Linked DNA regions of Homo sapiens: region 1 is linked to region 2. A link is an interaction called in ENCODE POLR2A ChIA-PET data of the cell type or tissue named here. Cell type or tissue: IMR-90. All regions are shown on one strand. Region 1 has its middle 7.3 kb from the start of CPEB4. Region 2 has its middle 28 kb from the start of LINC01485.

The links. Peaks named below come from ENCODE experiments on the same cell type or tissue, not always from the same donor. Only the 100,000 strongest peaks of a DNase experiment are listed, where the experiment ranks them.
Region 1: POLR2A ChIA-PET joins it to region 2 with 10 read pairs; 14 of 35 experiments call an interaction of 5 or more read pairs at or near these places.

The regions. Positions count from the first base shown.
Region 1 is chr5:173,878,550-173,883,549 of GRCh38, reverse strand. No RefSeq gene overlaps it. Among named protein-coding and RNA genes, the nearest start is that of CPEB4, 7.3 kb to the left of the region's middle. In IMR-90, no CTCF peak of the experiment used is centred here; a DNase peak (open chromatin) is centred at 2,759; H3K27ac peaks cover 171 bases.
Region 2 is chr5:173,816,449-173,821,448 of GRCh38, reverse strand. No RefSeq gene overlaps it. Among named protein-coding and RNA genes, the nearest start is that of LINC01485, 28 kb to the right of the region's middle. In IMR-90, no CTCF peak of the experiment used is centred here; no DNase peak of the experiment used is centred here.

The DNA of each region.
Region 1 (5,000 bases), 62 kb before region 2:
TCACTTGCAATGCTGGGAAAAAAGTAACTTTTCAGAGGTTGCAGGGAAGCTGCAGGGTCCAGAGGTCGGAGAGCTGGGAGTCAGGGATCAAAATTCTAACCCCAACATAGCCATAAGCTCACAGGCACTGGTCCAGTTTGTCTGATGATTTCCTTATGGGCAGAATTTGAACTACAAAGAGTTTCAATTCCAAACCCTTAAGCAAAAAAAGTGCAAAGAAAGTCATCAATATGTGTAAAAACAAAAAACAAAATAATCTTTTTAATACCCAAATTTCTTACTCCCTTGTTCATGGAGTATATATATATAACTATAAAACAATAATATGAGTTAATTCCTAGGCACCCAACCTCAAATTTTAGAGTTCATCAGTTCCCAGGGGAGGTCATCACATGCAGATTCCTAGGCCCTGCCCCCAAATATTCTGATTTGGCTTTCTCATAGTATTTTTTAATAAAAGTATAAGGTACAAGGGATTTTCTAGTAATAATGTAGGAGCAGAGAAAGTCAAAAATAAAAATGGCTAGAATAAAATAGTTCCTTTCTCACATAAAAGAAGTTTAGAAGAGTTAACATAGAGCTAGTGGGTGGTTTCAATGAGTCATCAGAAACCCAGCTTCCTTCTAACTCATTGCTCTTCTCTCCTCCAAGTGTGATTTCTCCCTCATGATACAAGATGGCTGATCAAGCTCCAGCCATCATGTCTGCATTCCAGACCAAAGGACAGAGGAAAAGATGAAAAAGGACAGAACTCTTCTCTTTGAGGAAACTTTTCAGATGACACACACATTACTTCCATTCTCTGCACATTGGTCATAACTTAGTCACATACCTGGTGGCCAAAGAGATTGGAAAGTATGATCTTTATTCTGGACTCCCAAGTACTTAGTTAAAAATTGGGGTTCTATTACTAAAGAAGAAGGGGGAGATGGTAATTTAGGGGTGAAGTACTGAGACCCAGTGAGGTTTGGTGACTTACTGGAGATCTTATAGCCCAGTCAATCCTTCATTTTGCAACTGAGGAAACTGAGGCCCAAGGAAAGGCCTTGTCTAAAATAATCCAAATTTTTTTCTCCAGGTATCTTGACTCAGAATTCTGTCTCCTGCCCAGTGGTCCTTGAATTTTATCATGCATCGGCATCACCTAGAGAACTAGTTAAACCAGACTAGAATTTCTCATTCAATAAGTATGGGTGGCGCCAAGAATTTGCATTTCTAGCAATTTGCCAGGCTATGCTGATGGTTTGGTGAACACACTTTGAGAACCAGTGGTCTACAGCACCGTCTGGGTTTAATGAGAGGCTGTCAATTCAATGTGGCCAACTGTACCCATCACCCTCCCTCTAGCCCTAGTCCTCCTCCGATTTTCTCTAGCTCATTTAATGGTGCCATGATTCATTCTTTCGGTTACCTAAGCCAAACTTTGGAATCATCCCAAACTCCTCCCTCTCCCTCTCCATCCTTTTATTCTTGGTCCCTAAGTTTTCCTCCCTTTCTCTCCTTAGCATCTCCTTTTCTCCCTATCTCCTGCTTTGGTTCAAGTCTGATCATTTCTCATCTGAAATTTGTTTGGTTTTTTTTTTCAAAAGTCATTTTCAGGCTTAATGCCTGGCCTTGTCCACTAAATCTTTGTAAATGGGGAGTCTAATTACATTACTCCATTGCTTAAACACTTTGAGTGGCTCCCTGATGTACTCAACTGTATTTTTCAAACTTCAGTGTTTTTCATTACAGCGTTGCAGTTTTTGCCATGTAGGTGTAGCTCCTGCACTATCACTTATTTAATATTTTTCAGTAAGTTGACTTACTTTAAAAAAATTTAAATAAGTATACATTCAAGGAAACTTGATTCACCAACCAAAATGAAAAACAAGTACCACTTGCTATAACCAAAAGGTAATTATCAAAATTCTTTATCTTTGTTGAAAAGGAAGATTAATAAGGTTAGAGAGAGTAAAGACTTCCTAAGCCAATTTTTTTTTCCTTTTTTTTTAACAGACAGGGTCTCTCTCTGTCACCTAGAGAAAGTACAATGGCTCTCTCACCTTGTCTCACTGCAGCCTCCCCTTCCTGGGCTCAAGCCATCCTCTCACCTCAACCTCCTGAGTAGCTGGGACCACAGGTGTGCATCACCATGCCTGGCTAATAATTTTTTAAATTTTTTGTAGAGGCAGAGTCTCACCATATTGCCCAGGCTGGTCTCGAACTCCTGGGCTCAAGTGATCCTTCCACCTTGGCCTCCCAAAGTGTTGGGATTATAGACGTGAGCCACCTAGGCCAATTTTGAAAGATCTTCTTTATGTAATTAGAAGGACTGAAAGAGAATGGGAACAGAGCTAAATGTCTGGTTGTGTGATTCAAGATTATGCATTGCCTTATATGTGTGCTGCCTCCAGTCATCTGATGTATCCCACTGGGAAAGGACCCATTGCCTGGAAAGCACTGCTAAACTCCTTTAATGTGGCATCAGGGCCCTCAACAGCCTGGCACCTGCTTGACGTCTCAGCATCATCCCTTGCAACCCTTTAAGAGCATTGCTTCAAGCACCCTGAAAAACTTGTGTTTCCACAAACTTGCAATAAGTCATGAATGCTATTTGCAGCAAGTAACACAGTGCCTTAAACAATTGGAGGTTACTTCTCTCACACATCAAGAAGGCTGGAGTGGGTGGTTGCTGGTGCTGGAAGGCTAGTGATGTCAGGGATCTGGGTTGGAATCTCTAGACGTTTTTGGTCTTCCCTCCAAGGTCTTAAGAAATCTGCCACAGTCCCTGTCATCACACAGGCATTCAGAAGCTAGAGGGAAAGGGCTGCAAAGAGCCTAGAGTTTCTCATCATGAACATTCCTCTGATCAGATAGGAAAGGCCTTTTCCACTTGCTCACTCCCTATTACATCTTTTTGGTCAGAGCTGGGTCACATTCCTTGATCTAGATCAGACATGGACCCACCTTCCCTGAGACCAAAGGAGCTCAACCTGAAACATAAACAAAATCAGGACTCAGCTAGCAAAGGAGGAGGGAAAGGCTCTGGAGGAATCAACAAGTGTCTCACATGCCCACCATAAAATTACCGTAGGTCTCGCCTGCTTTGTTTGCCCGGGGAGCTTCTACTAAGCATGCATGGCCTTCTCTGCCCTTGGAGCAGAAGTGAGTGTCTTCTCCTAGTTGGCATGGACACTTAGCGGCATAATTGACAATTATGGAATTGACCATTTAGAGCCTACCTACTGGAGTTGCTCCTCCAGGTCAGGGACTCTTCTTTTCTCCTTGGTGTTCCCTGGGCCCAGCATTTTGTCCAGCACATAGTAAGCGTTTAATGAGTGTTTGTTGAATTAAGGCTGAATTAATTAATTTGTTTCTTCTATGCAAGTCACAAACAAAGTCCAAATACTAAATGTTAGGATGAATTACAAGCGTGCTTTGGAACATTTTACAAACAGTGCTCTCTATTTCATTGCTGTTTTGTGTTGTTTTGGAGGAAAATATAGCAATTTCCTAAGAGCATATGTGAAGTTACTGTTAGCATAAAACTTCTACCACACTGCTGATCTTACAGCAAATCAGTCACTGTAAATCCTGGAGAGTGATTTTATAAACTTAGTAAACCATTTCCATCTTGTGTGAAACACATTATATGGGTAATAGCTTCATTTGGCCGAGTCATCTTAGGTACAGTTCCACGATTGCATTAAGCTAGTTTTTATTGATGTACCCTCAATGTTAAACAGCTTCTTAATGAAGTGGATTGCCTTGAAGCCTTTGGATAGTGCATGCACACACACACACACACACACACATAAAGTTATCACCACCCAAAACAACTGCTGAGGCAGTAACGATGTAATATTAATGAGTAATATCACATACAATTGGATGTGCTAGTTTCTAATGTTGTTGAGTTGATTCTCAGTAATGGGCTTCTTGAAATCACCTGGCCCCCAAAGAAGTACCTTCAGATTCAGCAGCCCATGTAAAATATAATAAGTGCATAAATAATTTATCAAGGGAAATAGGTAGCATTATGGCCACAATTCGGTGCTGCTGTTATTTAAAAGCCTGGCAGCTTGGTAGTTAGAAACCACTATGTCCAGGGGTGTTGTAATTCACCATTTGCTCAGAGTTCAAATGAGACAGAAGAGAGCTCCAGGCCCCTGGCTCATTTTTTATTTAGAGGCAATTTTTAAAAATCCATTCAGCCATTTAAATTCCAAAAATAGAAACAGGAAAAAGAAATAAACATGCTTCAAAGTTAGCAATTTAGAGACTGCTTGGAGTCTTCATTAGGCAGGGTCTGGAATATTTTTTTTAAGCAACATTCTACAAACTTGGAAATGCAAGTTCCAAGTGAGAGTGGTGAGAGTTTAATTATTAGTTTCATTGTGTGTGTGTTTCTTTTAAACCCATATATGGTGGTTTCTGAGGCAGTATTTTTCAAATCCTAGTCCTTTGTATATACTTGATACATAATTTGTATTGTATTATTGTACTACATATCGTATTTATTATTCATTCAACATTGTTTGTAAATGGACTCAATATTTTAGAACTTAAGTAAATAAGTTAAAAGGAAAATTCCGTATTACTAATGTAAATGAAAAATCAATATGATATGCCATAAGAAGTTACTGTTATTTATTTTTCCTAATATACACTGAAATAAATGCATATTGAGTGGAACAAATGTCTAGAAATCAAAATAAGAGACAGTTCCTCTGTGTACTATCCAAAAGAGCTCAAGGACATTTAGGGAGGCACCGACTTCCTGGTTAAGAACACAGACCTTTCAGAGCAGGCAGGATTGGCTCAAGTCCCACCTCTCCCATTTGCCAGCTGAGAGACTTGTGAGCAGGTCTTTTTGTCTTTCTGAACCTCAGATTCAGCATCTGGAAAATGAGGATAACATTTTTTGAGCAGTTAGTTGAAAGGATTATACGAGGTAATATGTATAAAGCTCTTAGCATCGTACCTAGCCTATAGCAAATGTCCAAGAACTATCATCT
Region 2 (5,000 bases):
TGTGTGTGTGTGTGTTACCTTTCTTCCTTCTCTTTACTCTCCTTTTCTGCCTTCTGTCGAGCACAGCCTGCCTGTGACCTCACAGCAATAAGTTAGGCCAGTGGTTTTCAAAGTGCAGTTCCCAGAATAGTAACAGCAGCATCACCTGGTTCCTGTTAGAAATGCAAATTCTCAGGCCCCACCCTAGACCTACTGAATCAGAAACTCTGGGGGTGGGGCCCAGAGCTCTGTGTTTGACGAGCCCTCCCTGTGATCCTGATGCTGTCTACACAGAATAGAAATACTGTGATAATAACACCACCACCACCTGCCTTTCACTGAGTGCTTTCTGTGAACACTTACTAAATGACTATGACCCTCATAGCCAGTCTGATGAGGGTGCCATAACTTGCCCCATGTTACAGAAGGGAAACTGAGGTGTGGAGGCCAGTGGTTCGAACAGACCCCACAGCTGGTGTATGACAGTGCAGACACAGGATTTGAATTGAGTTATCTTTACTGGAGCACCCATGGTTGCAACTGTTTGGCTATGCAGCTTCTTTTTCTACTTCAGCCCAACTGATGGCTTGAAGTCTTTGGCTTGGAAATATTCTGTCCTAATCTCTCATTCGTTCATTCATTTATTCTGGATTGAGCTCCTAATCTGTGCCAGGTCCCATATTAGGCACTGGAGCTGCAAAGATAACTAGGACTTGGTCGTTACTCATAAGAAGCTTATAGAATAGTTAATTTGGGTCTTGGGAAGGCAAAACAAACCAAGAACAGTCCGGATTAAGATGAATTGGGGTCAATTGAATAATTGGAAATTTGGCAGTCATAGTGGTAATTTCTTAGTGGGAAACACATGTGCTTGGATTTTTCGGGATAGTATTGGTTATGACTCAACCCCTCCCCTTTCTCATGTAACCATTTCTTCCTCATTGATTGCTCTGGAAGCAGAAATTTTATTTTATTGCTTTAGATAATAACTTGGCCTCACTTTATTTGTCAGCTGAGTTCTAATGGTGCAAAGTGGAATGATTTTCCTGGACCCACTTTTTAGGGGTATGGATGTTGTGACACTTTGGGAAACTGGAAGTGATTCTATATGACAGTTTTGTAGGTCAGAATATACATGCAACCTGGAAGTCCACTGGGACTTCTCTGCTCCTTGGAGATAGATAAACATTATATCTGTTAGAAATGCCTTTGGATGCAAGTAACTAAAAACAAGGCCCAGTAGTTTATTCTTATTTATAACAAAAAGTCCAGAATGAACAGACGATAGCCTTGGTTCAGCAGCTTGTTAATGCCGGGGCCAGTAACTCTGATTCCCTTGGCCTCTCCCCTCATGCTTGTCTCTCAGAATCACAAGATGCCCTCATAGAACCAGACATCACATCTGTGTTCAAGGCAGGATGAAGCTGTGGGGAAAGTGTTGTTATAGACAGGTTTTCTTTCTTTCTTTTATTTTTGCTGGGTGCTATAGTTTGAATGTGTCTTCCAAATTTCATGTGCTGGAAACTTAATCCCTAAATTCATATGTTGATTAGAGACGGGGCTTTTGGGAGGAAACTAGGACTAGATAAGGTCATTAGGGTGGGGCCCCCATGATGGGACTGGTGGCTTTATAAGAAGAGGAAGAGAGACCTGAACATACACGCAGTCTCTTGCCCTCTCTCCATGTGATGCCTCCTGCCACATTTTGACTCAGAACAAGGCCCTCCCCAGGGCCCATGCCATGCTCTTGGACTTCCCATCCTCCAGAACTGTGAGCTACATACATTTCTTTTCTTTATAATTTACTCAGTATGTGGTATTCTGTTATAGCAAGAGAAAATGAACTAAGACACCACGTAAGCAAAGCTTTCCCAAAGCCCCCACAATAGGCTTCCTCTTAAGTCCTATTGGTCAAAACTGTGTCATGTGGCCTTAAGGGATGCTGGAAGAATATTTGTCACAATTGGCTCAGACTCATAGTGATTTATCACTGCAGCTGGGCATGGTTCTGTGAGCAAGAAAAAGGGGAGAATGGACAATCTGTAGGAGACTAAGAGTGTGTACTACAATCACCATCTCCACTATGGTTGTCTTCTTTTTGCCATGCTAGCAAACAATGCTTTTGCCATGTGCTGGCCGCGATAATAATTGTTTTGTAGGTGTTTCCTCATCTAATTCTCAGAACAATCGTAGAGATTGTTCTTAGAGATAAAGGAGGGAGATTAAGAAAGGCCACGTGATCTGCCCAATATCACTCAGCTACTAAGTGGAAAAACTGGGATTTGGATCCAGGCTGTATGTTGCCAGAGCCCACATTTTATTATTATTGTTTTTTTGAAATGGAGTCTTGCTCTGTTGCCAGGCTGGAGTGCACTGGTGCAATTTCGGCTCACTGCAAACTCCGCCTCCCGGGTTCAAGAGATTCTCCTGCCTCAGCCTCTCGAGTAGCTGGGACTACAGGCGCATGCCACCACACCCGGCTAATTTTTGTATTTTTAGTAGAGAAGGGGTTTCACCTTGTTGCCCAGGATGGTCTTGATCTCCTGACCTTGTAATCCACCCACCTTGGCTTCCCAAAGTGCTGGGATTACAGGCGTGAGCCACCGTGCCCAGCCCAGAGCCCACATTACTTACTGCTTCAAGAGACTGTCCCCAGAGAGATGGGCATCTCTGGGCTGGAGCAACCCAGGGTTACAGGCTTGAAAGCCACAGCCCCTTTCCATCCTTTTTTGTGATTTCTCCAGGGCCATGTCCTCAAGGTCCCCAGTGTCTCCGGCTTTTCCATGCTGATCTGATGCCTATTTTAGATCCATGTGGGCTGGAAACTGAGGCTTCATTATTAGTTTTTACAAGTTATCAACTGACAACAAGCAGTTGGTTGGCTGAGTAGCTTTTACTGAACATTTGGAGGGACCAAGAAAGGAGGATCACCTCAGAGTACACAGCCTTCCGCCATCTTGCTGACTCATATTGTCTTTTCCCTTCCAATCTCTGTTACTTCCTCCCTCCTTTCCAGAATTCCTCAGGAATTACAAATTCTTTTCCTTCTGTGATGCCGAGTATTTGGGCATCTTCTCCCAAATGTGCGTAGCAGGAAGTAGCGGTTGGCGTCAGCATGGATGGGAGCTTATAAGACCAGGAGTCCTCTGTATTATTCCTGGTGTCCATTCTGCTGTGGACTTCCTGTCCTAGTCTGAGGGTGACTGGTCTCAACTGGCCTTTGGGACATCATGTGGTCACCCATCACTGAAATCCATGGTCCCAATCATTGGCTTCTGGTTCTAAAGTCTACTCACCATCAGCCCTCCTCAGTGTCTGAATGTCCCTCATGGGGAGCCTGGGAACTTGCAGAAAACTTGCATACTGTCTGCTGCCTAAGGCTCATTTATCCAGCAGTTTCCTTCTGAAAAGGCTGTATGTTGTCCCTGCACCTGCTGGACATGGCCTTGTCCACACTCCCTTTCAGCCATGCAGCCTGCTTTCCAGGTCCAGGGGAACTGCCACAAGCTGCCCACCTCCCCCACCCCGTCCCATGTTCTCAGAATCCTCTTCCCACCTGGATGTTTCCACCATACCTCCTCCAGGCTCCTCCCTGATCTAGGAAAAACAGCTTCACATATGGCTGGTCTCTTCATCCCCCACCACCATCTTCTCTGCAGAACAGTCTCAGGGGAGCAGAAGGACCACAGCTGCCCTTCCTCCCCTCTTCTCAGCCCAACACTTCCTCTAAGTGGAACGCTCTTCTCTACCCTAAGGTGGCCTTCATCCTGCCCGCTTCCCTGAGTCCTTGACAGACAGGCTGCAGGTGAATAACAACAGCAACAAACCCAACAAGTTGCCAATCAATGATGGGAGATCCGCAAATGTGATTCTTGTTTTAGTTCGTTTTCCAAACCCTTCAAAGTGCTCAGCAGAATAAAGGGTCCCTATTTAACAGTCGCCACCCTTCTGAAAAGCCAGTAAGGGTTAGAAAAGACAATTTTTTTTCCCTGTTACGTGCATTCAGTGGTGATGATTCTGGTGTTAATTATTGATTTAGTCAGTCATGGAAGAGAGGTAAAATACAAGCAAAGCAATTAAGAAATGCAACTAGTGTCAGCATGTAGGTCTCCTCTTCCTGCATCTTAGTGAGACAAACCCCTCCCAAATCCACTACCTGCAGTCACAATTTCCTGCACTCTCTTGCCCTTATATCCATCCAAGAAATTCATTTTATTCAGTTTTCCCTGCCAAACAACTCATCAAGGAAATGGAAATTAAAACAACATTGAAGTACCAGTTTTACCTGTTCTGACAAAATACATAAAATTATGGTAATATCCAGTGTGTGAACCCTTTGACAACAACTCGGCAGTGAGCTGTGGGAGCTATTAAAAAATGTTCATACCCTTTGACCTAGAATTTATCTTGCAGAAATAATCCCTGAAAGAAAAAACTGTCACATGCATGTTCATTGTAGCAATATCTGTAATAGCTCTAAATTGGTAACCTCAAAATCAAATGACAGGGAAAAGGTGAAGGAAAATACAGTACTTCGAAGCAGTGTGATATTATGCAGTCATTAAAAATGACGGGAAGATTATGTAGCAACATCAGAAGTGCTTGTAATTTGATGTTCAGTGTGAAAAAGCAGAATACCAAATTGTGTCTCTGCAAGTTCTCCCAACCGCTCACAGCCTGTGTTAACCAAATCCTGACCCGTTTGCTCTTTCCTTTCTATCTTCCTGGCCCAACTCAGTTCAGGCCCCATCGCTGCCAGCACACATGTGATGGGAGTCCTTCGTATACCACACACTCACTGTCCGCTTATGTCCCCACCTCTGGCCCTAGATGATGCATTTTTGGAGGACAGGCACTCTGTCTTATCCTCTGCTCTCTGACACATGATAAAGACTTGCTAAACGTTTGTTGAATTACAGGATCAATGGAAATAATTTTGGCTACTGTTTATTAAGCACCTACTATGCAGCGGGCACTGTCTTTGGCATTTTCCATATATTATGCCACATTATTTTATTCTG